Linked DNA regions of Homo sapiens: region 2 is linked to region 1. A link is an interaction called in ENCODE POLR2A ChIA-PET data of the cell type or tissue named here. Cell type or tissue: GM12878. All regions are shown on one strand.

Evidence for each region. Peaks named below come from ENCODE experiments on the same cell type or tissue, not always from the same donor. Only the 100,000 strongest peaks of a DNase experiment are listed, where the experiment ranks them.
Region 2: POLR2A ChIA-PET joins it to region 1 with 5 read pairs; 18 of 35 experiments call an interaction of 5 or more read pairs at or near these places.

What each region holds. Positions count from the first base shown.
Region 1 is chr9:112,025,165-112,033,164 of GRCh38, forward strand. It overlaps LINC02977 (long intergenic non-protein coding RNA 2977), which reads right to left. Exons shown (of 3, transcript NR_186812.1): 2 at 5,904-6,001; 3 at 3,374-4,627. Among named protein-coding and RNA genes, the nearest start is that of LINC02977, 11 kb to the right of the region's middle. RefSeq lists enhancers at 3,649-3,698, 4,009-4,138, 6,902-6,991, 7,122-7,411. In GM12878, no CTCF peak of the experiment used is centred here; DNase peaks (open chromatin) are centred at 3,241, 3,727, 6,418, 7,057 and 1 weaker place; H3K4me3 peaks cover 3,509 bases; H3K27ac peaks cover 6,545 bases.
Region 2 is chr9:111,905,576-111,913,575 of GRCh38, forward strand. The region is part of intron 1 of UGCG (UDP-glucose ceramide glucosyltransferase); the gene reads left to right. Among named protein-coding and RNA genes, the nearest start is that of UGCG, 13 kb to the left of the region's middle. RefSeq lists an enhancer at 3,888-3,947. In GM12878, no CTCF peak of the experiment used is centred here; no DNase peak of the experiment used is centred here; H3K4me3 peaks cover 2,535 bases; H3K27ac peaks cover 3,437 bases.

The sequences.
Region 1 (8,000 bases):
TTTTAAATTATTTGCTCATTGATACAGTTTCGATATTTGTCCCCACTGAAGTCTCATGTTGAAATATAATCCCCAATGTTGGGGTGGGGCCTGGTGGGAGATGTTTGGATCATGGGGACAGATCCCTCATGAATGGCTTGGGCCATCCCCTTGGTGATAAGTGAGCTCTCGCTCTGAGTTCACATGAGATCTGGTTGTTTAAAAGTGTGTGGCATCTCCCCCTCACTCTCTGTCTCTTTCTCACTTGCTCTTGCTTTTGCCACATGACATGCCTGCTCCCCCTTTGCCTTCTGCCATGATTGTAAGCTTCCTGAGGCCTCTCTAGAAGCCAAGCAGGTGCCAACACCATGCTTCCTATAAAGCCAGCAGAACTGTAAGCCAGTTAAAACCTCTTTTCTTTATAATTTATCCAGTCCTGGGTATTTCTCTATAGCAATGCAAGAGTGGCCTAATACACTCATGGACTTTTCCAAAGTGAAACAATCTGTGAGGACTTATAAGGAAAATGATGGCAGAAGTGTATGTTAACCTCCAAACCCTATGTCAATGCAAACAAGAATGAATAAAAAGAACTGAAAATTAAGAAAAGGACTCTATATTGCAGTGAGGAAAGCCCCCAACATTAAACCACACACTCTGAAGATGAAGAATGCCAAATATAATGTCATGTGGAGCAAGTTGACAGAGTCCCATGATCAAACACAAATCTCCAGTTCATGAGCACAGTGCAGTATGGCAGGTCCTAAGTGTAAGAAATTCCAAAAGATCCCACCAATATAAGTGCTAGGGGCATGAGCAAGCTGCTGGAAAAATAAGGAACACTCTTCCTTGGAGCCCACTGACCCATTATTGATTACTAAGGAATGTGGTGTTGCAAGACATTCTGCCCTGCTGAGCGCAGTTTTTCCTCCATCATCATTTTCTATCAGATTGGGGCAGTATCTGGAGGCAAAGTCTACTTCACGATCACAGGGAGCATTGAACAATCCCTTGATGACACAACTGGAAAACCAAATGAAAAAAAGATAAATAATTTCTTTTATTATTATTATAATTATAATACTTTAAGTTCTGAGATACACGTGCAGAACGTGCAGGTTTGTTACATAGGTATACGTGTGCCATGGTGGCTTGCTGCACCCATCAACCCATCATCTAGGTTTTAATCCCCGCATACATTAGTTATTTGTCCTAATGCTCTCCCTCCTTTTGCCCCCATCCCCCCAACAGGCCCCAGTGTGTGATGTTTCCCTCCCTGTGTCCATGTGTTCTCGTTGTTCAACTCCCACTTCTGAGTGAGAACATGAGGTGTTTGATTTTCTGTTCCTGTGTTAGTTTGCTGAGAATGATGGTTTCCAGGGGATAAATAATTTCTATACTAAACTGTTCTAGGGCAGAGAAAGAAGAAATTCTTGCCAATTAACAAAAACCAATGTAAGACTGTTTTATATAGATAATACACAGGAGAAAGCTAGAAATATCTCAAAATTGATTTTTAAAAATTCTTAATAAAGTATCAGCAAATATAATCTAGGAGCAGATTTGGTTAAAGAGCAATACACCATGACTGCAACTTTTATTCCAAGAATGCATAGGTGGCTAAATATTAGGAAATCTATTAATACTGATGAAAGGAAGATAAAAGTATATGATCCTATGGTAGGTATCAACAAAACGTTTCATAAAACTTCGTGTCCATACCTGATAAATGCTCTTTGTAAAATGGGATTCGGTGAATATTTCTTTACATCAAAACATCTCTTAAACCAAAAGTTGATATCATGCTTAGTGATTTTCATCTTATAATCTACATAAGATTATGTGATGGACATTGCAAATAGACAAGAGAACAAAATAAGAAATTTAAAAATTAGAATGAAGAAGACAAAATTATCATCATTTGTAGATAATAGAAAGTCTAAGAGATTCAGCTGAAAACTATTAAAAAGTAAAAGAGTAAAAGAGAGCTCAGAAAGTTTTCAGGATATAATGTTAATATTCAAAAATCAAACATCTTATAATGCATTAAAACATAATCTAAAATAAATCCATTTGTGAAAGTATAAAATACATACAAATAAATTTGAATTATATGGAAAAAAAACAGAAAAAAAATGTGATTAAGTGAAAAGGCATACCCTGTGAGGGAACAGAAATATTTAGTATGGTATAAAATATAAATTCTTCCAAAATAATCTGGGAAATCATCATCATTTTGGTCAAAATTCTAACATGATAATGTGGAAGGGAGCTTTTTTTTTTTCTTTTGAGACACGGTCTTACTCTGTTGCCCAGGCTGGAGTGCAGTGGCATGATCACTGCAAGCTCTGCCTCCTGGGTTCATGGCACTCTCCTGCCTCAGCCTCCTGAGTAGCTGGGACTACAGGTGCCCGCCACCACATCCAGCTAATTTTTTGTATTTTTAGTACAGACGGGGTTTCACTGTGTTAGCCAGGATGGTCTCAATCTCCTCACATCGTGATCCGTCAGCCTCGGCCTCCCAAAGTGCTGGGATTAAAGGCGTGAGCCACCGCGCCCCACCCTGGAGCATTTTAAAAAATATTTAAATGCATGATACAAAGGTGGCATCTCAATGGTGATTGGGTAAAGATAATCATATAAATAATTGTGCTATTATAATTATGATGAATGGTATTAAGAAAAAATACAGATTGGTGTGAAATGTTTTAAATACAATGCGGGTTCTTGTTTCATTCATTACACCAAATACATTCCAAATGCAACAAATGTTTTAAAGTACGGCTAAAATTGCATGAGAGCTAGGAAAGAAATGGATAAATATTTTTAAATCTTGGGTGGAAAGTCTTTCTGAGCACATCATGAAATTCAGTAATCACAAACAAAAGATCAGTAACCTGGACTAAGTAACAATGAAAACTTTCCCATGGCAAAAACAAGCAAAAGTCTTATAAATAAAGTTGCAAGACAAAGAGCAAATATGGAGAAATATGTGCAATATAGATAACAAGCAGCTTGTGGCTTCCCTAATATAAAAAGAGTTGTGTAGTTATTTAGAATAAATCACCCCCTTCCCAAATAAAAAAGTATAGGTCTTCAGCTGAGGAAACGTTTTCTCCTGTCTCTACTGAACTACTCTCCCATACTCTGAAGTTGAAGGAAGGAGGTATAACCAATGGCAGTTGCTATTACTCACTCTTACCAGGAGTAAGGGCCAGTGCCCTTCACACACACACCCCCCACACACAACACACACAAATGTACACACAAACATAGACACAATGCACTCAGCTCTCACACACACACCACATACACACCACACACACACATACGCACACACATGTATATACAAACATGCACCCAATGCACTCAACTCAAATACACACAACACATATACAACACATATCTTGGGCAGTTTATTGTAGGGTCATACCTGCCTGCACGGTATGATCTGTACCTGTACCCCCTCTGCGTACCACTCAGCTGTTTCTAAGTTTTGCACTCTATCTGGATCCAGAAAGATGCCAGTGAACGTGGTCACAAAGGGGACATGTTCTGCCTGCTCCCCAAGGTGGAATCAGTGCATAGAGTCCCGTGGCTGCCTATTTTCTGGTTCGGGTCATGAGAAAGTCACTTCCTCCCTTTGCAAAAGGGTACTGTTTTTGTGAAATGAAGCCAGGGTACGCTGCGTGCATATCTGAAGTCAGATCCTTCTGAGGTTCTGCCGTTAGCTTGTCCATCTTCATTGTCAATGGTATCGGGAAATTCCCCTCCTTTCCCCAGCTTTGTTGGGTCTTCAAGGGTGACTGAAGGAGAGGTTCTTATGAGTCATTGCATTGAAGGCCACCAGCCAGACACCACTGTGAGCCATAAACTGTCATATAAAAGCTTTTCCAACCACCACCACAACAACAAAATATTCTCAGAACATAGATATACACAGAATACGGTCCCTGTGTCAACAGTCACTTGTGTGGGCTCAGTGCTGACAACGGTGCTGTGGCTACTCCAGGTATGCTGCAATCCCTCTTTGAAGATTGCCATCAGGGCTGGAAACACATATTTTTGGTATTCTGAGTCCACAAGTGTAATATTTTTACATCGTGTTTGATTTTCGGAAATGGTTAAAAGTCATTCGCCACATACTTCAGTTTATAAAAGAAATGTCCAACTGGCTGGAAAGAGTGGTGGAAGGGCAGAGGGGTGGGAATGGTTAATGGGTACCAAAAATTTAGAAAGACTGAATAAGACCTAGTATTTGATAGCACAACAGGGTGACTATAGTCAATCATAATTGAATCGTACATTAAAAAATAACTAAAAGAGTATAATTGGATTGTTTATAATACAAAGTATAAATGCTTGAGGGGATAGATACCCCATTCTCCATGTTGTGATTATCACACATTGCACACCTGTATCAAAACATCTCATGCATTCCATGAATATGTACACCATGTACCCACAAAAGTTACAATTAAAAATAAAAAAAGAAATGTCCAACAGGCTAAGTTTTAATGATATATATTTTATATGGATATATAATGTTTTTACCCTACATAGACAGAGAAAACTGTAAAGTAATAAGACTAATTGATGTTCTTTTGCAGCTCATAAACACTCCGAAGGCAATTCCCAAAGGTAACTTCTGAAAAAAAAAATGTTAATACTAATAGTGTCACTGGAATATGCATTTAGTCTTTCAAAGAAACTACTTAGAAGGACAACTATAATTCCGTTGAATATCTAGTATGTTTTGGGGAAGTCTCATTAGAGTTACGGTTTGTCTAGAAGATGTTTTTTTAAATGTTGTTTTGAAAGACTTCATAAGCAAATTGTCCCCTTCCTTTACCCACTTCCTTGCACCGCCCCCCAACAGTCAGCCAATCCAATGCACTGTCAAATTCTTTATTTTTATTTTGATAACATCTCCTTTTCATTAGAACCTTCCTCTCTAGTCCCTCTATTTCAATCTTTAATGTTGTTCTTTGTGCTGTTTCATGCCTTTGTTTACATTCTTACACACACACACCCCATTCCTGGAATTTCCCTCCTAGTCGTCTCTGCCTGAAAAAAAACCCTACTAACCCTTTGAGGCCAGCTCAGACTTCACCTGTGTGGCCCTTGCTGGCCTCTTGTACTTAATCACTCTGTTGTTATGCTTGTCACTCTGAACCACTGTGTAGTATAAAAACTCCATCACTGAAGGAGCTGGGTAAGGTGTTGCTGGATGTTGTGAAATGAAGGTTAAACTGATTTCTCAATCACAGGGGAAATTCAGCATCAAAATTAAAGCAAATGATATCAGTTTATTTCTGTCAGAGGTCCAATCTGCTAATAAATAATGCTACATTAACAACAGGAAGGACTGAATTTTATGCTTCCAGTCTCACTCCTTTGAAACCATACTGGGAGGCTTCCTGGATACACTCAATATAGAGAATACACATCTAGTTCTCCTTTGAGTTTAAGAAATATGACTAAATAGATGGGATCAATTAGAAGCCATCAATTAGAGAACAGGAGTATTACTCAAGAAAAGACAAAATTAGTACTTGGTAATAGAAAAGTTGAAGATACATAGGACAGGCGTGGTGGCTCATGCCTGTAATCCCAGCACTTTGAGAGGCCGAGGCGGGGGAACCACCTGAGGTCTGGAGTTTGAGACCAGCCTGGCCAAAATGGTGAAACCCCGTCTCTACTAAAAATACAAAAATTAGCCAGGCATGATGGTGCATGCCTGTAATCCCAGCTACTTGAGAGGCTGAGGCAGGAGAATCGCTTGAACCCGGGAGGTGGAGGTTGTGGTGAGCCAAGATCACACCATTGCACTCCAACCTGGGCAACAGAGCAAGACTCGGTCTCAAAAAAAAAAGAAAAGGTTGAAGATGTTGTGATAACTAGTATATAAAAAAAAATCTCACCTGCCATTTTGATAGTGAAAATTTTGGTCAGCTGTCTGATGCCCACCCAGCTTTCTACTCCAGTGTTCTCATGTTCCTCATTTGTTGCTTCACTTTCTCTGGTACAAAAACAAAAACAAAAATACAGGTGTGACAGCAGAAGCCCAGACAGCAAAAGCAAGAAAAGACAAATGGGATTATATCAAACTAAAAGTTTCTGCAGAGCAAAGGAAACAATCAACAAAATAAAAAAGCAATCTATAGAATGGGAAAAAATATTTTTAAACCATATATCAATAAAAAGTTAATATCCAAAATATTATATGTAAGGAACTAATACCACTCAACAGCAAAAAAAAAAGCAAGTTACCTGATTTTTTAAAAATGGGCAAAGAACCTGAATAGATTTTTTTCAAAGAAGATATATAAGTGACCAACAGGTATATGAAAAGGTGTATGACATCACTAATCATCAGGGAAATGCAAATCAAAACCACAATGAGCTTTCACTTCACATCCGTTAGAATGGCTATTAACAAAAAGTCAAAAGATAACAAGTGTTGATGAAGATATGGAGAAATGAAACCCTTGCACACTGTTGGTGGGAATGTAAGTGGGTACAGCCACTACGAAAAACAGTATGGTAGTTCCTCAAAAAATTAAAAATAGAACTACGGTATGATCCAGCAACCCCACTTCTGGGTATATACCCAAAAGAAATAAAATCAGTATGTGGAAGAGGTTATCTGCACTCCCATATGTATTACACAGTCGTTCACAATAGCCAAGACACGGTATCAACCTGAGTGCCTGTAGACAAATGAATGGATAAAGAAAATATTCATACACACACATGAATATCATTCAGCCAAAAATGAAGGCGGCTAGGCATGGTGGTGCATGCGTGCAGACCCAGCCCCAGCTAGTTGGTAGGCTGAGGCAGGAGGATTGCTTGAGCCCAGGAGTTCAAGACCAGCCTTATCTCAAAAACAAACACAAAACAAAGCAAAAACAGAAAGAAGGGGAAGAAGGGGAAGAAGAAGGGGAAGGAGAAGGAGAAGGAGGAGGAAGAAGGAAGAAGAGGCAGAGGAGGAAATCCCTGTCATTTGCAACAACATGCATGAACCTAGAGGACATAATGCTAAGTGAAATAAGCCAGACACAGAAAGGCAAAGGCAAACACTGCATGATCTCACTTGCAGGTGGAACCGAAACAGAAGAACTCATAGAAACAGAGAGCAAAAGGGTGGTTACCAAAGTTAGGGGTTGGGGAGGAATGGCGAATGTTGGTCAAAGAGTACAAACTTTCAGTTACAAGATGAATAAGTTTTGGAGATCTAATGTATAGCATGGTGACTAGAGTTAATAATGTATACCTGAAATGGGCTATAGGAGTAAATCTAAGTGTTCTCACCACACACAAAAAAGGTGAGGTGATGGATGTGTTAATTAGCTTGATTGAGGTAATCATGTCACAGTGTATAGGTGTATCATATCATCACATTGTATGCCTTAAATACATAAAACTTTTATTTGCCAATTATACTCCAATAATGCAGGACAAAGTATACAGGTCTGACATCCAGAGAAAAATATCAGCAGACTTAAAATATCTGATCATTTTCCCCCGGAGGAGGATTGTACAGTTTTTTTAATTGATGAGTAACAATTTTATGTAGTAAGCCTATTCACTCTCTGTTAACCACATTTATTGCAAACAAGTTTTTCCCAAATGTTTAGACATTTATTCCTACTTATTCTCACACTTCCCTGATAATTCACTGAAATTGCGATCAAGGCTTTATTCTCAGCAGGAAGTACTTGTACTTCTCTAAGTGACAGACAGGCTTAAAGAGTGGGCTCAAGGGTGGACCAAGGGCAACTGCAGATAGGCCAATTAGACAAAAACATTCAGGAAACTGGTAGTTAAAATAAATAAATTAAGCCTGTGGTGATTCAGCAAGCTTATTTCTGGAAATAGTTTTTTTTTAATCTACATACTTTGGTTTTAGAGTATGTGGCATAAATATTGAATGTGGAGCATTTCCAAAATACAATATAACTCAGACTAACTTAAATAATGATTCCTTTTACTGTGCATCAAACCTCACTTTTTTG
Region 2 (8,000 bases), 120 kb before region 1:
CTCCCAAGTTGCTGGGATTACAGGCGCACCACCGTGCCCGGCTAATTTTTGTATTTTTAGTAGAGACGGGGTTTCACCATATTGGTTGGGCTGGTCTCGAACTCCTGACCTCAGGTGATCCACCCGCCTCAGCCTCCCAAAGTGCTGGGATTACAGGCATGAGCCACTGAGCCCGGCCTCTCCTTCATGCATTACTGATTCAATAATAATATATTCCTTCTTGGCCATCTTCTAAGAATGCTGTGCCTCAGAGAGCTTGTGTATTTACCTTACGGTGGATGGCTTCTGTATTTTTATCTCTAGGCTAACCTTACCTGCTGAGCTCTCTGTATCTGTTTATTTATTTACTCTTCATTTATTCAAAATTATTTTTAAAAATTGAGAACATACTGTGTATTATTGCTTTGCTGGGCTCTGGAGAATTTATATTCTACTGTAGTGTTTCTCCAGTTGTAGTTTACTGCCAGCCTGCATCATTTGGTATGCTTGTGAAAAATGCAGATTCCTAGTCTCTTCATCTGGTTTATTCACTTGTGATCTCTACCTGTGGGCATTATTTATACTACAAGTTGCAAACCTCTGGTCTCCTAGATGAGATGTCACCACTTGATGTCTTGAGAGTAAATTAAAGTTCGTATGTTCAAAAGTTCATTACTCTTTCCCATCTCTCATTGTGCCCAGATTTTATGAATGGCACCACTAGTTACCATAGCCTGACCCAGGTATACCCCTCATTATCCCTCATTCCCCCTCCAGCAATACCATCATCAGTTATTGGCTAAACTCCTTGATTCTGAGTTCTCACCTTCTCTTGACTTTGCTTCCTTCGCTTGTTTCTTTTGTGTGTGTGTTTTGTTTTGTTTTGTTTTGTTTTGAGACAGTCTCGCTGTGTCGCCCAAGCTGGAGTTCAGTGGTACGGACTCGGCTCACCACAACCTCTGCCTCCTGGGTTCAAGTGATTCTCCTGCCTCAGCCTCCCGACTAGCTGGGATTACAGGTGTGCGCCACCATGCCTGGCTAATTTTTGTATTTTTAGTAGAGACGGGGTTTCACCATGTTGGCCAGGCTGGTCTTGAACTCCCAACCTCAGGTGATCCACCTGCCTCAGCCTCCCAAATTGGCTGGGATTACAGGCATGAGCCACTGCACCCAGCCTTTCACTTGTTTCTTATGCCTTTCTGGTTTGTGTGCTTGTCTCTTTCTTTTGGACCTTTGCAATATTTTTCCCTTGCCTTCCATCTCCCCTGCCTGTACTTTATTCTCTTAACTTCTATAAATACAAAAATGATCCTGGTTGCTTCCTTTTAGTCTTTCATGGTTATTTCTTGCCTAGAGGATGAGCTCCAGGCCTTTTCAGCCTTGTCTGTGAAGTCACGAAGAATTTATAGCAGAGATGAGTCTTAAAGCAGTGCTGCTCAAGCTTGAGTGTGCCTGTGAATCACCTAGAGATCTTGTTAAACTGAAGATTGAGTTTCAGTAGTTTTGGGGGATGAGGCCTGAAATTTTGAAGCTCTGAAAAGCTCCCAGGTGTTGCCAATGCTGCTGGTCCATGGGCCACACTTGGAGTATGAAAGTCTGGAAAGACCGCCTCCTAGGAGTAGTTGGATGCTTCCATCTCTCTTCTCTCAAAGTGTTCCAAACATACTTTGATGATAGCCTGTATCACACTGCATTTGCAGAGTCCCGTACAGACTCTACTTCTGAATGAGAGGTGGCGTGTGCACATGTGAGAACCACCTCTCCTATTAACACATGGAAATGCTGTAACGATTAGACACTTACACACCCAGAGCCTGAAAATGTGAAAAGAAAATCTGCATATTCCAGAAACCAAGAGGGAATGCAAAGCAGTGGGTTGGTCTGGTCTGCTAATTTGAATCCCGGTGGGGTTTTAATTTATTGATATTTCTTCTCATTGGTATATTTTCCTGATTCTTTGCATGCTTGGAAATTTTTTAATAGATACCAGACATTTTGAATTTCACCGTGTTGGGTGCTGGATGTTTTTGTTTTTCTGGACTGTTGACTCCAGCTCTTCAATTCATTTTCTTTCTTTTTTTTTTTTTTGAGATGGAATCTTGCTCTGTTGCCCAGGCTGGAGTGCAGTGGTGCGATCTTGGCTCACTGCAACCTCCGCCTCCCGGATTCAAGTGATTCTCCTGCCTCAGCCTCCCGAGTAGCTGGGATTACAGGCACGTGAGGCCACACCTGGCTAATTATTTTTTGTATTTTTAGAAGAGATAGGGTTTCACCATGTTGGCCAGGCTGGTCTCGAACTCCTGACCTCAAATTATCCTCCCGCCTTGGCCTCCCAAAGTGCTGGGATTACAGGCGTGAGCCACCGCACCCAGCCTACCTTATTTTCTGTGTCATAGGAATCACTGTCTTCCTTTGCTTGATGTCCAGTATCTTCAAAACTGTTGTCTCCTGTATTTTTTTCTGATTTTTTGGTTGTTTCAGGTGGGAGAGAGTAAATCCAGTTAGCGTTTCTTCATCTTGTCCAAAAGTTGAAGGCTTGGGGGGTGGGTGGTGGGAAGAGTAGGGCTTTTAGTACTAGTGCGAGGACAGAGTCAGTGCTGCACACTAGTTATAATAACCTCAAACTGTAAACAACCCAAACATCCATCAACAGAAAGTAAATAAAGTGTGGTATATTAGTAAAACTATCCTGTAACAAGAGTGAATACATGATAGCTAAATGTAACAACGCGGATGATTCTCACAAACATAACGCAACCCAAAGAGGCCAGACAGGAAAGATACATCCTATGGGATTCCATTTATATAAAAATTTAAAGCCAGCAAAACTAGTCTGAAGTCAGGACAGTGAGTACCCTTGAGGGGAGCATAGTACGTGGAAGGAGACACGAGAGGACTTCTGGGGTTCTGCTAATACTGTTTTTTGATCTGGGTACTGGTTACATGAGAGTTTCACTTTGAGAAAATTCTTTGAGCTGTGTACTTACAGGTGACTTTATAATATGTACATTATGTATCAATAAAAAGTACCCCCCACACCACTTCCCCAACAAAAAGGTCAAGGCTGCAAGCCAGATGCATTATAGGAAGGTAAGAACTGGATTCCCAGTATAGAACCTAGAAAGCAAGTCGTCTGCCCTAGGCTGAGGGTAGAAATGGACACCCATGAGAAAGCTTGTGCAACGTGTAGGAATCATAGGCTCAAGTTCATACTGTCTAGGAAATGCAGAAACCCTGATCTGAGACACTAAAAGAAAAACTAGTTAGAAACCAGTAAAACTTGTAAGACCCTGTCCGAGCCACTTATAATACTGCCCCACTTTAAGGGCTCCACCGTGGAGGCCACTTTTGAAACACTAGGCAATTGATCACAGTGCCCTCCCTCCCTCTCTCCCTCTCTGTCACCCAGGCTGGAGTGCAGTGGTGCGATCTCGGCTCACTGCAACCTCTGCCTCCCAGGTTCAAGTCATTCTTGTGTCTCAGCTTCCCGAGTAGCTGGAATTATAGGCGTGTGCCACCACGCCCAGCTAATTTTTCTATTTTTAGTAGAGATGGGGGTTTTGCCATGTTGGCCAGGCTGGTCTTGAACTCCTGACCTCAAGTGATCCGCCTGCCTCATCTTCCCAAAGTGCTAGAATTATAAGCATGAGCCACTGCACCAGCCCACAAGGCTACTTCTGACCTTGGAAACTCTTCTTTATTTTGAAAAAAACCACTGGGATTTAAAAAATGTTTTTGAAAAAAAATCACTGGGATTTAAAAAAATTTTTTTGAAAAAAATCACTGGGATTTTAGAGCTTTTTATTCTGTCATCCACATCTCAAACTCTTTCATGATTTCTGTGTAGAAATCTGTAGATTGGTTTCCAACACACTGGTCATGGCCAAAGGCATTGTTTCCACCTGTGGAACGATTCTCCAGAGCAAAGCTTTGTTGACATCTTTAAGAGTTTTGTAAGGAGAAGAGCTTCTGGGCATGTGCAACCCAACTTCCCCATTAAGCCACAGCTCCTTCACAGTAGGGAATTCACCTGTTGCTTGTTGCATTCCAGTGCATATGATAATGACTAGTGTACATTCGGGGCTGTAAAGATGTTGTCCAGTAAGTGACTGCAAAGCAGTCATGGAGTACCACTGTGTGCTGAGCCTAGTGCTAGAGGTGTTTTGTTTATTTGGTGACTTAATGGATATTCTTCTATTGTTTTGACAAACATTTCAAGTAATTTGTACCACATGGCTTTGTTGGTTGCGTTATGTAAGTCAAAACAGTATTCTGCAAGGTAGGATCTCGTACCCTAGGGGGTACACAACAAACTGACCTGTTGGGTTTTGGAAAGAAAATATTAGAGAGAGACAGGGACAGAGGGGAGGCACAAATACATTTTTTAAAGGCCCTGTGATATAGTCTGGCTTATTTTGAGTAGAAATTTCAGATATAGTACTTAACAATTCTCTTTATCCATAAACCTAGAGAGGGCTTTGTGGCTGTTGAGAGAGTCAGAATGAATCTATGATAAAATACTGCATTCTCAACATGAAAAGTTCTTCAAAGGAGGAGGTGTATCTAATGATATTTAAAGTAAAACATCTTGGGAGAAGGGAGAAGTAGGATCTACTCTAAACTTTACCAAAATGTAATCGCCTCTAGACTATTCAGTACAGCTTAGATGATCTTCGTTGCTACTGTTTTTGATCTAAAGCCTTGCCACAGGCACTGAGATTATTAGTGGGCCAGTTCTCTCTGCTACTTAGCCAGCACTTGACCTGCATGTTTTGGTAGTTTAATAGCACTTAAGGATCACACAGTGGGACCAACAGATAAAAATCACTGGGATTTTAGACCTTCTTATTCTGTCATCCACATCTCAAACTTTTTCATGATTTCTGTGTCTTTACCTGTCCCTCTCTCTGGGCTGCATTCTGGATAGCTTCTTCTAATCTAGATGCCAATTCTTTCGTAAATTGTGAGTACGTAAGATTCTGTATTACTTGTCTTTTGAGTTTCTGATGTCAGTGATTGTAACTGTCATTCCTAGAACTTGTGTGGTTCTTTTCATATTATTTGTGGTCATATATAATGATTTCCCTCATTTCCTTCTCTTCTCTTGGGTTTTGTTCAGGTACACAGGGAGGTTGCATTCTTGGCCCAAACCCACGTGGTGAGGTGTTCTCCAAGAAGACTTTTTTCTTTTTTGTTTTTGTTTTTGTGTGAGATGGAGTCTCTCTCTGTTGCCCACGCTGAAGTGCAGTGGCGCGATCTCTGCTCATTGCAGCCTCTGCCTCCCAGGTTCAAGGGATTCTCATGCCTCAGCCTTCCAAGTAGCTGGGACCACAGGTGCACACCACCATGCCTGGCCATATTTTGTATTTTTTAGTAGAGACGGAGTTTCACCATGTTGACCAGGCTGGTCTCAAACTCCTGACCTCAAGTGATCCACCTGCCTCCACCTTTGAAAGTGCTGGGATTGCAGGCATGAGCCACTGTGCCTGGCCAAGACTTTTTTCTTTTATTCTATTTCACTGAGGACTGAATCCAAGATAGAGAGCATCCGCATCTTCCCTCTATGGACCAGGATTTTTCTGCTTGCCTTTCAGGGAGTCCAGATTTACCCAAGGCTCTCAGAACAGTTGTCCTGTCATTCTTATCTCAGGCTTCTCTCCATCTCCAGGTCACCAGTAGATGGTCAGGAGGCAAGCATGGACTCTAGCACTCAGTCACTGAAGAGGTTTTTTTCTCATTTCTGACCTTAGAGACTCTTCTTTATTGTCCTAACGGTTCAATTATGTATTTTAAAACATGCTTTTACTACACTTGTATTAAAAAGGAAGAGAGACAAGTTTATGAATATGTACATATATAATTCATATATACCATAAATGTGTGTATATATTTTGACTTGTATATGCATTTTTAAAACCTCTGGAAGGACAAGAAACTAGTAATGCTGGGGAAGCAGTAATGGAAACAGGCAGATGGGGGGCCAGTGGTGACAGATTTCTTTTATCAGACCCTCTTAATATTTTTAGTGATTTGAACCATATCAGTATATTACCAGTTCAGGGGCTGAACGTGGTGGCTCATGCCTGTAATCCCAGCACTTTGAGAAGCCAAGGCAGGAGGATTCTTTGAGCCTAGGAGTTCAAGACCAGCCTGGGCAATATAGTGAGACCCCATCTCCATAAAAAAATAAAAAAATTAGCCTGGTGTGGTGGAGTGTACCTGTTATCCTAGCTACTGGGGAGGCTAAGGTGGCAGGATCGCTTGAGCCTGGGAGATGCAGATAATTACACCACTGCATGCCAGCCTGAGCAACGGAGCAAGACCCTATCTCATATGTGTATATTCAACAGGATATATATATATATATATATATATATATATATATATATATATATATATATATTCAACAGGATATATATATATTCAACAGGATACATATATATATTCAACAGGATACATATATATATTCAACAGGATATATATATATATATATATATATCCTGTTGAATCAATTAATTGTGTAATATAAACTTTTTTCCCCAGCAGTCTAGATGTTCTTTACCTGGTGGGTTTCAGGCATCTAGTCTGCTATTTTGTTAGAAATAGAATAGTGATTACTTTTGTGGTTATATGCGTTTTAGATCGTGGTTTTACCTGTCTGGTCCTCCAGATGAACTCTGTAGAGCAATATTTTCCAAACTATCTATGGCAAAGCAGTTGTTCTTTAAAATTATCCAATCTGGCTGGCTGTAGTGGTTCACACCTGTAATCCCAGCACTTTGGGAAGCCGAGGCGGGCAGATCACTTAAGATGAAGAGTTCGAGACCAGCCTGGCCAACATGGTGAAACCCTGTGTCTACTAAAAATACAAAAAGTTAGCTGGGCATGGTGGTGCATGCCTGTAATCCCAGCTACTTGGGAGGCTGAGGCAGGGGAATCATTTGAACCCGGGAGGCGAAGGTTGCAGTAGCTGAGATCGCACCACTGCACTCCAGCCTGGGTCGCAGAGCAAAACTCTGTCTTAAAAAAATAAAAAAAAAAAAATTCCAATCTGCCATGAGCCAATACTTTGGTAAACTACAATAAAAATAAATTGCTGATCACATGCTTGATGTCATGGCAATGTTAAATTGCTATACAAGTTTCTAAAAGGTTTCACTCAATTGTTTCTCACTTGCAAACCAGTAAAAAGCAATGCTGGACCAGACCACACTTTGAGTAGCACTGCGATAGATGGTGCTCCAGTATTTTCTGGTACTTGGTGTATCAGAAATTGATACCACCCTGTTCTTTAAATTTCTTGTTGGTTTTAAAGTTTTTCCATTGTAAACCTGGTGTGTGTGTGTGTGTGCGTGTGTGCACGTGTGTGTAAAACTGTATGGCCTTATCTAAAACGTTAGATGTTTGCTACAGCACACACCTGCCTTAGTTAGAGACCAAGCCCATGGCTAAGTGGTCTGGGTGGTGGTACCGGTGTCCCTCCAGAAGTCTTTCCCAGTTTAATAGTGGATTTTATCAAATCAAGATGCATTGATGCAAGTATTTTTTGATCATCTAGAAGTTCTCATTGGTTGATTTTCACAGTAAGTCAGAGCTGCCATCTGCCTGGCAGCAATTGTAAGGTACCATTGATGTCAGAGATGTTAAAATGTGGAAGAACATGTGTCTTAGAATATCTTGCAGATGGACCCATGATGTTCTAGTGCCTAATTACTGTCGAATGCTTGGAGACTTGTTTATGAGAAGTACTTGTCACATATTTACTAGAAGTAGGAGGAAGGCTTCAGTGGCTTCCTTTAGAAACTTCACCACTGTATTGAATGGCATCTTGTTGCAACAGCCTGATGTTAACTGGGGCACGTTCTGTCTTCTCTAGCATTGCTTCTTTCTTTTTTTTGAGACGGAGTCTCACTCTGTCACCCAGGCTGGAGTGCAGCGGCACAATCTTGGCTCACTGCAACCTCCACCCCCGGGTTCAAGTGATTCTTCTGCCTCAGCCTCCCGAGTAGCTGGGATTATAG